Linked DNA regions of Homo sapiens: region 2 is linked to region 1. Evidence: read pairs that join two places in POLR2A ChIA-PET (ENCODE). Cell type or tissue: PC-3. All regions are shown on one strand. Links, peaks and the distances in the headings refer to the core of each region. The heading gives the core; the rest is flanking DNA.

What was found. ChIA-PET counts read pairs that join two places held together with the same protein. Peaks named below come from ENCODE experiments on the same cell type or tissue, not always from the same donor. Only the 100,000 strongest peaks of a DNase experiment are listed, where the experiment ranks them.
Region 2: POLR2A ChIA-PET joins it to region 1 with 6 read pairs; 2 of 35 experiments call an interaction of 5 or more read pairs at or near these places.

Annotation. Positions count from the first base shown.
Region 1 is chr11:128,651,892-128,657,270 of GRCh38, reverse strand. No RefSeq gene overlaps it. Among named protein-coding and RNA genes, the nearest start is that of FLI1, 39 kb to the left of the region's middle. RefSeq lists an enhancer at 2,849-3,349. In PC-3, for the core only: CTCF peaks have their summits at 3,207 and 3,406; a DNase peak (open chromatin) is centred at 3,170; H3K27ac peaks cover 1,586 bases.
Region 2 is chr11:128,218,615-128,223,993 of GRCh38, reverse strand. The region is part of intron 3 of LINC02098 (long intergenic non-protein coding RNA 2098); the gene reads right to left. Among named protein-coding and RNA genes, the nearest start is that of LINC02098, 13 kb to the right of the region's middle. In PC-3, for the core only: no CTCF peak of the experiment used is centred there; no DNase peak of the experiment used is centred there.

The sequences.
Region 1 (5,379 bases), core at 329-5,328:
GTAGTCCCAGCTACTTGGGAGGCTGAGGCAGGACAATGGCGTGAACCCGGGAGGCAGAGCTTGCAGTGAGCCGAGATCGTGCCACTGCACTCCAGCCTGGGCGACAGAGCGAGACTCCGTCTCAAAAAAAAAAAAAATAAAAAATAAAAAAAGAGTGAGATTCCCTCTTACAAGAGGGTCTGCAACCCAGACTTCAGGAGCATCAACTTGTACTGACTGGGTAGGGAGGGTGACCCTCCTAAGGACACTGCGAAATAAGAGAAAAAGCTAAATGTGCAGCCACAGCACCCAAAGGAAGAGAGTGCGTCAGGAAAAGGAGGGTCAGAACACGCGCCTACAGCCACTGAGAGCTCAGTTCAGATGAGGACAGGGAAATTCTGTTAGAGTTGCTGGGCCTTCGGTGTAGCAAGAACTAGTTCAGAGATGTGATGGGGCAGAAACCTGGTGGTTGTGGTTTGAGGGCAGGTTAGGAGAAAAGGGAATGGAGACGGGTTTTATGAAAACCTAGGAATTTTGCTGAGAAAGGGCTAACCATGGTTCTCAACTTTTTATAATAGAATTACGTGAAGTGCTTTGAAAAAATTCCGCCTGTAATCCTAGCACTTTGGGAGGCCGAGGCGGGCAGATTGCCTGAGCTCAGGAGTTAGAGACCAGCCTGGGCAACATGATGAAACCTCGTCTGTACTAAAATGCAAATAAATAAATAAATAAATAAATAAATAAAAAATAAAAAATAAATTAGCCAGGCCTGGCAGAGTGTGCCTATAGTCCCAGCTACTCAGGAGGCTGAGGCAGGAGAATTGCTTGAACCTGGGAGGCGGGGGTTGCAGTGAGCCGAGATCGCACCACTGTACTCCAGCCTGGTGACAGAGCAAGAATCCATCTAAGAAAAAAAAAAAAAATCCCAATGCTGAGGCCTCTCTCCAGACAAATTAAATCTGAATCTCTGGGAGTTGGACCCAAGCACTGAGATATTTTAGAAAGCTCTCATGTGATTCTGACATGCACCCAAGACTGGCAATCACCAAGTTAGCAGGAGATGTGGGGTTGAAAATATACACAAACCGCAGGACGTGGTGGCTCACATCTGTAATTCCAGCACTTTGGGAGGCCAAGGCAGGTGGATCATTCAAGGTCAGGAGTTCGAGACCAGCCTGGCCAACCTGGTGAAACTCCATCTCTATTAAAAATACAAAAAAAGAAAGAAAGAAAGAAAGAAGGAAGGAAGGAAGGAAAGAAAGAAAGAAAGAAAGAAAGAAAGAAAGAAAGAAAGAAAGAAAGGAAGAAAGAAAGAGAAAAATTAGCCAGGCGGTAGTGGCGCATGCCTGTAATCCCAGCTACTGGGAAGGCTGAGACAGGATAATCACTTGAGCCTGGGAGGCGGAAGTTGCTGTGAGCCGAGATCATGCCACTGCACTTGAGTCTGGGCCACAGAGTGAGACATGGTCTGAAAAAAAAAATAAAAGAAAGAAAAAAAAAGAAAATTTACGAAAACACGTTTTAAGGATTGTAGAGATCTGAACATGCTTAATTGTTAACAGGAGAAATCTAGATGTGATAGTTGGTTTTTTAAAAAATTATTTTAATCTACATTTCGTTAATTATCCAAAGTGAAGAAAGTTGCTTTTTAAAGCATTTCCGACAGATGATATACATTTACACCATTTTTACTTTGCCACACACCCTTTTCCTTTTCCTTAGTTTTCAGTCTAGATAATGGTTCCAATATATTCATTTTTTACGCTCGGTATTTACTCTCTTAAAATCACTTCTGACATTTGCACTTAATTTTGTAACCATGGTTTAAAACAATTACTTAGGTTTAACGTTACATGGAATTTGTTTAAATGCTGCCTGCCAGGATGATGACACCTTGACACTCTCATATCTGGTTCTGAAACTCCTCACTCATTTGCTGTGTGTGTGCCAAAGGGGTACACAGCATTCTATTCTGAAGTCTTGCATAGTTGAGAATGTTTTCTTACTGTCTTCACAAGTGGAAGACAACATTGGTGAGCATATTATTTCCCTCTTATTTTCTGTTGCACTATAAGTAACGTGGTTTTCCTACCTGCATACTTCCAAGGTATTTTTCCTGTTATCCACATGCTTACAATAGAGTTCTGGAATGTGGCTACTTGTTGCTGATTTTGCCTAGGATATGGTGATGACTTTTGGTCTCAAAAACATTGCTTTCCCCTCAAAAGCGTGCAGCTGTGACTACAGTCATTGCTCTGGTTTCCATCGTTTTGGTTTATTTCTCTGGACGCCATCATGCTCACACTAGACCTTTATTCTTTGCCTTCTGTGTCTAGCATCTTTCCTCTGTTTGTTTTCACTTTGGCCCTTTCCTTTGCTTTCTAGAAGAACTTTTCAAGTCTATTTTCCAATTGCTGATTGTTTTTTCTGCAATTTCAATTCTACTTTTTCCTTCCAACATCTTAATTCTGCTATTATATTTTTTATTTGCTTGTTATCTTCCATTATCTTGCTCATATCTTTTCATCTTTTCTTTTTCTTTCTTTTCCTTTTTTTTTTTTTTTTTTTTGAGATGGAGTCTTACTCTGTCTCCCAGGCTGGAGTGCAGTGGCACGATCTCAGCTCACTGCAACCTCCACCTCATGGGTTCAAGTGATTCTCCGACCTCAGCCTCCCAAGTAGCTGGAGATACAGGTGCCTGCCGCTAAGCCCAGCTAATTTTTGTATTTTTAGTGGAGATGGCGTTTCACCATAATGGCCAGGCTGGTCTCAAACTCCTGACTTCAGGTGATCCGCCTGCCTCGGCCTCCCAAAGTGCTGGGATTACTGGCGTGAGGAGCCACCACGCCTTCTCTCTCTCTCTCTCTCTCTCTCTCTCTGTCTGTCTTTCTTTCTACCTCATATTCTGTTTTCTGCTTAGGTGTCCTATTACTATTTCAAAGATGCCATATCTCCTGACATCCTATTGAAATTACCTCTTTAGAGGTCTGATATTTCCAAGAGTCTTTAAGATGATGTGCCCTTTCTTTTTCCCTTTCTCTCTCTCTCTTGTTTTTTTATTGCATTTTTCCCCGTAAGACTCATTGCTAACCAAACACAATGGTTGCTAATATACACAGCATGTGGATTCCTGTGTGTCCTCTGGGTCCTGGAGCCTACGTTGAATCCTCTTTTCGTGTTAACAGGCACATGTCAGGTACACTCAGGGCTGAGTTAACTTCCCAGCGTCTGGCGGCTCTTCCTCCAGCTTAGTCTCCTGGCATGACAGGGCATTTTCATGCTGAAGTCTGGTGCCTACACCTCCCAGGAGGCAGTGCGCTGCTTCCGCCCGACTGTATTCCTGGCTTTTCAGGTTCTCATTAGTTGTGGAAGCAAGTCCTGATGAGGGTGTGAGGGACGGCTGGGGCACGGGCACCCTCTGGATTGAAGTGCCTGCACTGCAGAGGGAGAGCAGACTGGCATGGGAAGGTGACCAGCAGATTTGCTTCATCCCCCACGCTCTTGGCTGCTTTCGTCAGTCAAGTTCCATCAGACTCATGTTTGTGGGGAGTCTTCTCAGATTCTGTCAATATGCTTCATTTTTGGTGTTGGGAATTTTTGTCTTTTTCTGTCTTCAGAAGAATGTTAATGGAAGGGAGGCAGGGTCTTAAGTGGAGGGCTTAAACAGAGGCCGGATGCCATTTCTTGCCTTTATTTTAAGGTTTGAGTGGTGGTACCAGAGAAATAAATCTTAATCAATTAAGATAAAAGCATAAAGCTTTTGGCAAAGATGAGGAAATGGCAAGAGCCAGCCTTATGACAGGCAGCAGGTGGTTTGTGGGTGTGTAACCCTCCGGGTGGAATGAGCATTTCTTTTTGCTGCAGTCAGAAAGACTCTTACAATTCCAGACCCCTTCCACCCCCAGCTGCATAGATCTCTCCTTCCTTTGGGGATTCTGGGATTTCCTATGTCTCTTAAAAACTGTTCCTTATTTTCTATTAATACCAGGGTGTTTAAAATGTGCTTAAAAATTAGTGCTGCAGAGTCTATGGGATATTGCATCATAATAAGAAATATAGCCTGTAATCCCAGCACTTTGGGAGGCCGAGGCAGGAGGATTACTTAAGGCCAGAGAGTTTGCGACCAGACTGGGCCAAAAATGAAATGACAAATAATGATAATATTAAAAATTATATATATATATATATGTGTGTGTGTGTGTGTGTATATATATATATATATATATATTTGAGCTTTGTCGCTAGTTCCTGGCACAGAACTCCTAAAACCCTTGGACTCTCCTGAGTGGTGGGTATGAGCAGAGCCTCTTTTGTTATTTATAATAAAGCTTTCTCAGCCATATCAGATTTTATGCTAAGGAGGTGACTCTTGGAGGGTGGGAGCTGGTTCTCAGAGGAACCAACCATGTGATTAGAAGGTTGAAACTTTCAGCCCCATCCTCTGACATCTAGGGAAGGAAGAGAGACTGGAGACTGAGTTCAATCACCAATGGCCAATGCTTTAATCAATCGTGCCTAAGTAATGAAGCCTGCATGAACACACTGAACACCAGGGTCTGGAGAGCTTCCAGGTTGGTGAACAAGAACACATCCATGTTCCAGAAGAGTGGTGCACCTTAACTCCTCAAGGACAGAAGCTCCTGGGCTCAGGACCCTCTGTGGCCTCACTCAACGTATCTCTTAGTCTGGCCATTATTCATTTGTATCCTTTAAAATCTCCTTTGTAATAAATTGATAATAATAGGTAATGATAAACTTTTACTGAGTTCTTTAAGCCATTCTAGCACATTACTGAACTCAAGGAGAGGCTGTTGGGAAGCCCTGATTTATAGCTAGTCTGTCAGAAGTGCAGGAGGCCTGGACCCGTGATTGGCATCTAAAGTGGGGGCAGCCGTGTAGGACTGAGTCTGTAACTTGCAGGATCTGACATTAACTAACTCCAGGTAGGTAACGTGAAAATGGAATTGAATTATAGGAAACCTAGTGGGTATTTGGAGAACTGGGAAATAATTTGGGGTGGAATAGACCCACAATTTGGTGTCAGAAGTGTCGTGAGTATAGAAAAACAGTACTGTGCTTTTAGTCTGATTGTCTGGGAAAAAGAGTGTGCTGGCCGATTGTGACCCTGTAAAGATAGGGTGTTGATATGGTTTGTCTGTGTCCCCACCCAAAATATCATCTTGAATTATAATCCCCATAATCCCCACATGTCAAAGGAGAGACCAGGTGGAGGTAATTGAATCAGGAGGGCAGTTTCTCCTATGCTGTTCTCATGATAGTGAGTAAGTTCTCAGGAGATCCGATGGCTTTATAAGTGTTTGATAGTTCCTCCTTCGTTCATTCTCCATCCTGTAGGGTGAAGAAGGTGCCTTGCTTCCCCTTCACCTTCCACCATGATTG
Region 2 (5,379 bases), core at 131-5,130, 430 kb after region 1:
TGCTTGTTTTTGTCAGGTTTGTCAAAGATTAGATGGTTGTAGATGTGCGGTCTTACTTCTGAGTTCTCTACTCTGTTCCATTGGTCTATGTGTCTGTTTTTCTATCAGTACCATGCTGTTTTGGTCACTGTAGCCTTGTAGTGTAATCTTAAGTCTATTTGTGGGAATGTAACTTAGTTTAACCATTGTGGAAGACAGTGTGGTGACTCCTGAAAGACCTTGAACCAGAAATACCATTTGACCCTGCAATTCCATTACTGGGTATATACCCCCCAAAATATAAATCATTCTATTATAAAGATACATGCACATGTATGTTATATTGCAACATTATTCACAACAGCAAAACTATGGAATCAACCCAAATGCCCATCAATGATAGACTGGATAAAGAAAATGTGGTGGCTGGGCCCGGTGGCTCACGCCTGTAATCCCAGCACTTTGGGAGGCCGAGGTGGGTGGATCACGAGGTCAGGAGATCCAGGCCAACATGGTGAAACCCGGTCTCTACTAAAAATATGAAAAATTAGCTGGGTGTGGTGGTGCGCACCTGTAATCCCAGCTGTTCTGGAGTCTGAGGCAGGAGAATCACTTGAACCCAGGAGACAGAGGTTGCAATGAGCCGAGATTGCGCCACTGCACTCCAGCCTGGCAATAGAGCGAGACTCTGTCTCTTAAAAAAAATAAAATAAAATAAGAAAAGAAAAAGAAAATGTGGTACATGGTACATATACACCAGGGAATACTATGTAGTCGTAAAAAGGAATGAGATCATGTCCTTTGCAGGACATGGATGGAGCTGGAAGCCATTATCCTCAGCAAACTAACACAGGAGCAGAAAACCAAACATCACTTCTTCTCACTTATAAGTGGGAGCTGAACAATGTGAACACATAGACACAGGAAGGGAACAACACACACTGGGGTCTGTCGGAGGGGGAAAAGCATCAGGAAATACAGCTTATGCATGCTGGGCTTAATAACTAGGTGATGGGGTGACGGGTGCAGCAAATCACCATGGCACGCATTTACCTATGTAACAAACCTGCACATCCTGCACATGCACCCAATAACTTAAAATTTAAAAAAGAGAAAGAAATCACAGCCAGTTCTCATTTGTGCTGAGGGGAATTCAGCAGGGGTAACCAAGCAGAAGCCAGGGCTCCCTGCTGAAGCCACAGTGCAGGTGTTAAATGTTTGGTGATTGCCCTAGTAATGCACTGTGTGGAGAGGCTAAAAACTGCTTTCTCCTTTGAGATCTCCTTGATGCCTTATCTTTCCAGGCTAAGTCAATCCCCCATTTCCTCCGAAATGTGTGTGATATTCTGAAGTGGAAATACTCTGAATTCCAGTTGCAGCTAAGGGCTTACTTGAGCATAGAAGAGGTTAAGTCTTCCGACTTAGGTCTCCTTTGTGGCTATTTGAAAAAATTCAGAGATGAGGATCTCCTTGGGTTCAGGAGATTGGTTTCCCAGGGGGACACCCAGAATCAGATTCCTGCACTGAGCAGACTTTGCATGGCTTCCCATGACCTGCTGCTATCTCAAGAATTTTTAAGTACTCAGAGAATGCCTTCTTGTTTATAGTGAAAAATAATTCAAGGTTTGAGGGATTTATTACTCAAGGCTGAAGGATAAACCTCTGCATTCTTCATTTCGGACCAAGGTGGCTCTCCCTAGAGGCTCTCAGCACCCTTGTTTCTTCTGGGCCGCACACTTCTTTTTTCAATAAGCTTCCGAGGCAGATAAGAAGAGGTGACCTCTGTCTCTACCCACTCTTCTGAAAGGTGGAGTCCACAGAACAAGTCTTGCATTTATATGAAATTGAAATCATTCATTGTTTAAAAGGCATTTATTGAGCATCTGCTGTGTGCAAAATATTGTTCTTTATGTTGTGAAAAATACAAAAAATAAAAACCCAAAACAGAAAACGACCAATCAGAATACATTATCTCTTTCCTCAAGGAGACAATACAGGAGAGAGGAAAAAGATGAATAATGTTACATCTCAAGCCAAAAGCCTGGACACTACCTTGTGAACTCCAAGGGAGACATTCAAGGGTGTGGAGAAAGCCCAAACATGCGAAGGCAGAATGTATACTTTATTTATCTCTGGGGTAAACAAAGACATGGAGGCAAAGATATTTTGTAGGATAGTTCAGGCTGAGTCCACAGCACACATGTTGTGGAGTGCTGGGAAATGAGATTGAAGGTGGAAATGGTAGACTGAGGCTATGCTGTGGCATGTTTTGGATACAGAATAATACTGTCCTGCCCAAAATCAGCATTCTTTGATTGCATGAAGAAAGTGGAATTTTATGATTAATCTGGTGCAGTTAGTAGGAAATCAGAAATAGGAAACTGACGCAGCATGGTCAGTGATGATAATTTTAATACACGTATTAACTGGTTAATCTTCCTAAGTCATTTATAATATATAGGGAAGACATTGTCTACACTTTACAGATGAATACATTGAAGGTCAGAGGGGTTAAATGACTTGTTAAAAGTTACACATAAGAGCCGGGTGCGGTGGCTCACGCCTGTAATCCCAGCACTTTGGGAGGCTGAGGTGGGCGGATTGCCTGAGGTCAGGAGTTCAAGGCCAGCCTGGCCAACATGGTGAAACCCCATCTCTACTAAAAATACAAAAAACAAAAAAAATTAGCCTGGTGTGGTGGCACACGCCTGTAATCCCAGTTACTCAGGAGGCTGAGGCAGGAGAATTGCTTGAGCCCGGGAGGTGGAGGTTGCAGTGAGCTGAGTTCATGCCACTGCACTCCAGCCTGGCCTACAGAGTGGGACTCTGTCTAAAAAAACAAACAAACAAACAAACAAAAACAAAAGTTACACATAAGATAAAAGGACCAGCCTTCACTTAGACCCAAGCTTCTTTACTCTCTGTGTGTCTTTGGTATTCCAAGTCCATCTTGTTCCAGAAACAACTAATCAGACCTCTTCTAAAATGTTCTGTAAAATTTAAGTTTTTGCAAACATAAGGTGGCTCTTGATCCACAGAGGTGGGAGGTGGGCATAATTATGCAAGATATCTTTGCAGAGATTTTTTAAAAGCAGAGGAAATATATGCTGACTTTCTAAATTCCACCTTTTTATTTTTTAGGCAAGGTCTAATTCTGTCGCCGAGGCTGGAGTGCAGTTATATAGCTCTCTGTAGCCTTAACCTCCTGGGCTCAAGTTATCCTCCCACCTCAGCCTCCCGAGTAGCTGGGACCATAGGCTTGCACCGCCATGCTGGCTAACGTTTGCATTTTTTGTAGAGATGGGGCCTTAGCATGTTGCCTGGGCTGATCTCTTATTCCTGGACTCAAATGATCCTCCTGCCTTGGACTCCCAAAGTGCTGGGATTACAGGTGTGAGCCACTGTTCCCAGCCTAAATTCCACTTCTTGAATAGTCCTGTCCATTTCAGTGTCTTGTGATGAAGAGATTTTATTTGAAGACTAGTGAAAATATAGCGAAATTCATTCAGTGCTGAGATACTCCCTGCTAGTGAGTAATTTATAAAGGCAAGTTATTTTTCTTAGGCGAATAGGATGTGACTGAACAATTATTATAACACTTCTGTGTTCATAGATCCAAAGCTACAGCTTTTCTTATTGCTAGAGGTGGGATGTCACATCGTTGTAACTTGGCAACGGATAAGTTTACCAAGTTCTATTCAACATAACTTTTTTTTTTCTGGCTTCATTTATGATGCAAGGGACTGTTGGGACTCCAGGAGGAAAAAGACTTTTTATCTAGAGAAAAATTTAGCTTATTTAGAGTCAGTTCTCTCTGGGGTTTTAGGAAAAACATCCAGAGTTGCCATGATTTGCCTCTTCCAATACTTCCTGGTTGTAAAACTTTCTTTTTAAATAATCTCTCCTACTCTTCCTCTTCTCACCCTACACTGTGCCCACCATTACAGATATATGGATATAAACTCAAGGCGCACATGAGCTGCTGAGACAGGGAGAGAATTCTATTCATTTGGCAGAAGTGGATTAAGGAAGAGACAGAGGCAGTCGGTTCCTACGACACTCACCAGAGGCTTGTTTTCTGGTTTTCAGTTTCCCTTTCCTTCTTGTTTTTTTCTTGGCCCTTTCACCCCCTCACCAAAATTATTTTTGTTTCACGCCATTTTGGATATTGTTCCCTCTCTGTATTCTGGTATATTCCCAGATCAAGTCAACAGCTAAGCAAATATCTTGTAAGTCATTTTCTCCTTATTGTGAATTCCAGGGACTGAAAGACCAACATGAAAAGATTCCAGACACCAGGAAGACAGTGTCTCTACTTTTAATTCATTGTTGATTAACTTGTTCATTGAAGACCTGAATTCTGACAGTAAAAAAAATTATTCTTCTCTAATAACTATTTTCAGACATGTCCTTTTGTATCTTCCTTTCCCACTTCTCATCACAGCTCAAGCATATTTCATAGATTTGTGGTCACATTCTGGGATTGCTAAATCCATTGAAACCTCATATCTCATATGCAATACTATTTATCTGCTCTATCCAAATTCAGATTTAACTCATTGTTCAGGGATCATGTGTGTGTGTGTGTGTGTGTGTGTGTGTGTGTGTGTGTGTGTGTGTGTGTAGGGAGGGAATGTTTAATTTTCCATCATTCCTTTACTTCCTCTCTCTGCTGCTTCCGACTTCCCAGGGAGAAGGAAGGGAAAGGGATGAAGGGTTGGAGACAGGTGTATAGAAGCTGTGCTGGCTACTGCTGCACTCTCTCCTTTACAATGGTAGCTACTCCAGACAGTCTCCTGCCTTAGGAATGCACCATAAAAGAAGCAGTTATTGGTTTCCATTCTAGCCTATAAACTTTAAACCCCAGTGCATGCTTGTCATACCTGGGTGAAATTCCTCAGCTCAGCAGCAGTACTGATTTAAGCATAAGTGATTCTGCAGCTCCGCTTAATTAGGCTGGTGAATAAGTTGCCAGTCTTCTTGAGGCACTTCAACTCCATCTCTGTGGAGACCCTCTTGAAAAATCCCCACAATGGGAAGGAGAGGAGAAAGGCCAGAGCGTTTCTCTCATGCTCTTCCTACTCTAACAACTCTCATTTATGAATTCCTTTTAGATTTCTGGCCTTGCTTGGTAGAAGCTGGTTGCTTCTCCAGAAGCTACCTGGCTTGAGGGGCACAGGACTAATCCTACTATTTTTTATTAAGCCCTAGAAGGTATATGTTGTAATTCCAAGATATTATCTTTAGGAGAAAGGAGCAATTATCTATTGCCCCTTAATTTGGGGCTGATAGAAAAGGAAAATTCTATTTAATATTCTGTTTAACATTCTTGTATTCTCAGACCCAATATAATGTATGGCATATAGTAGAGGTCTATTCAATATTTATTTACTGAAGGAA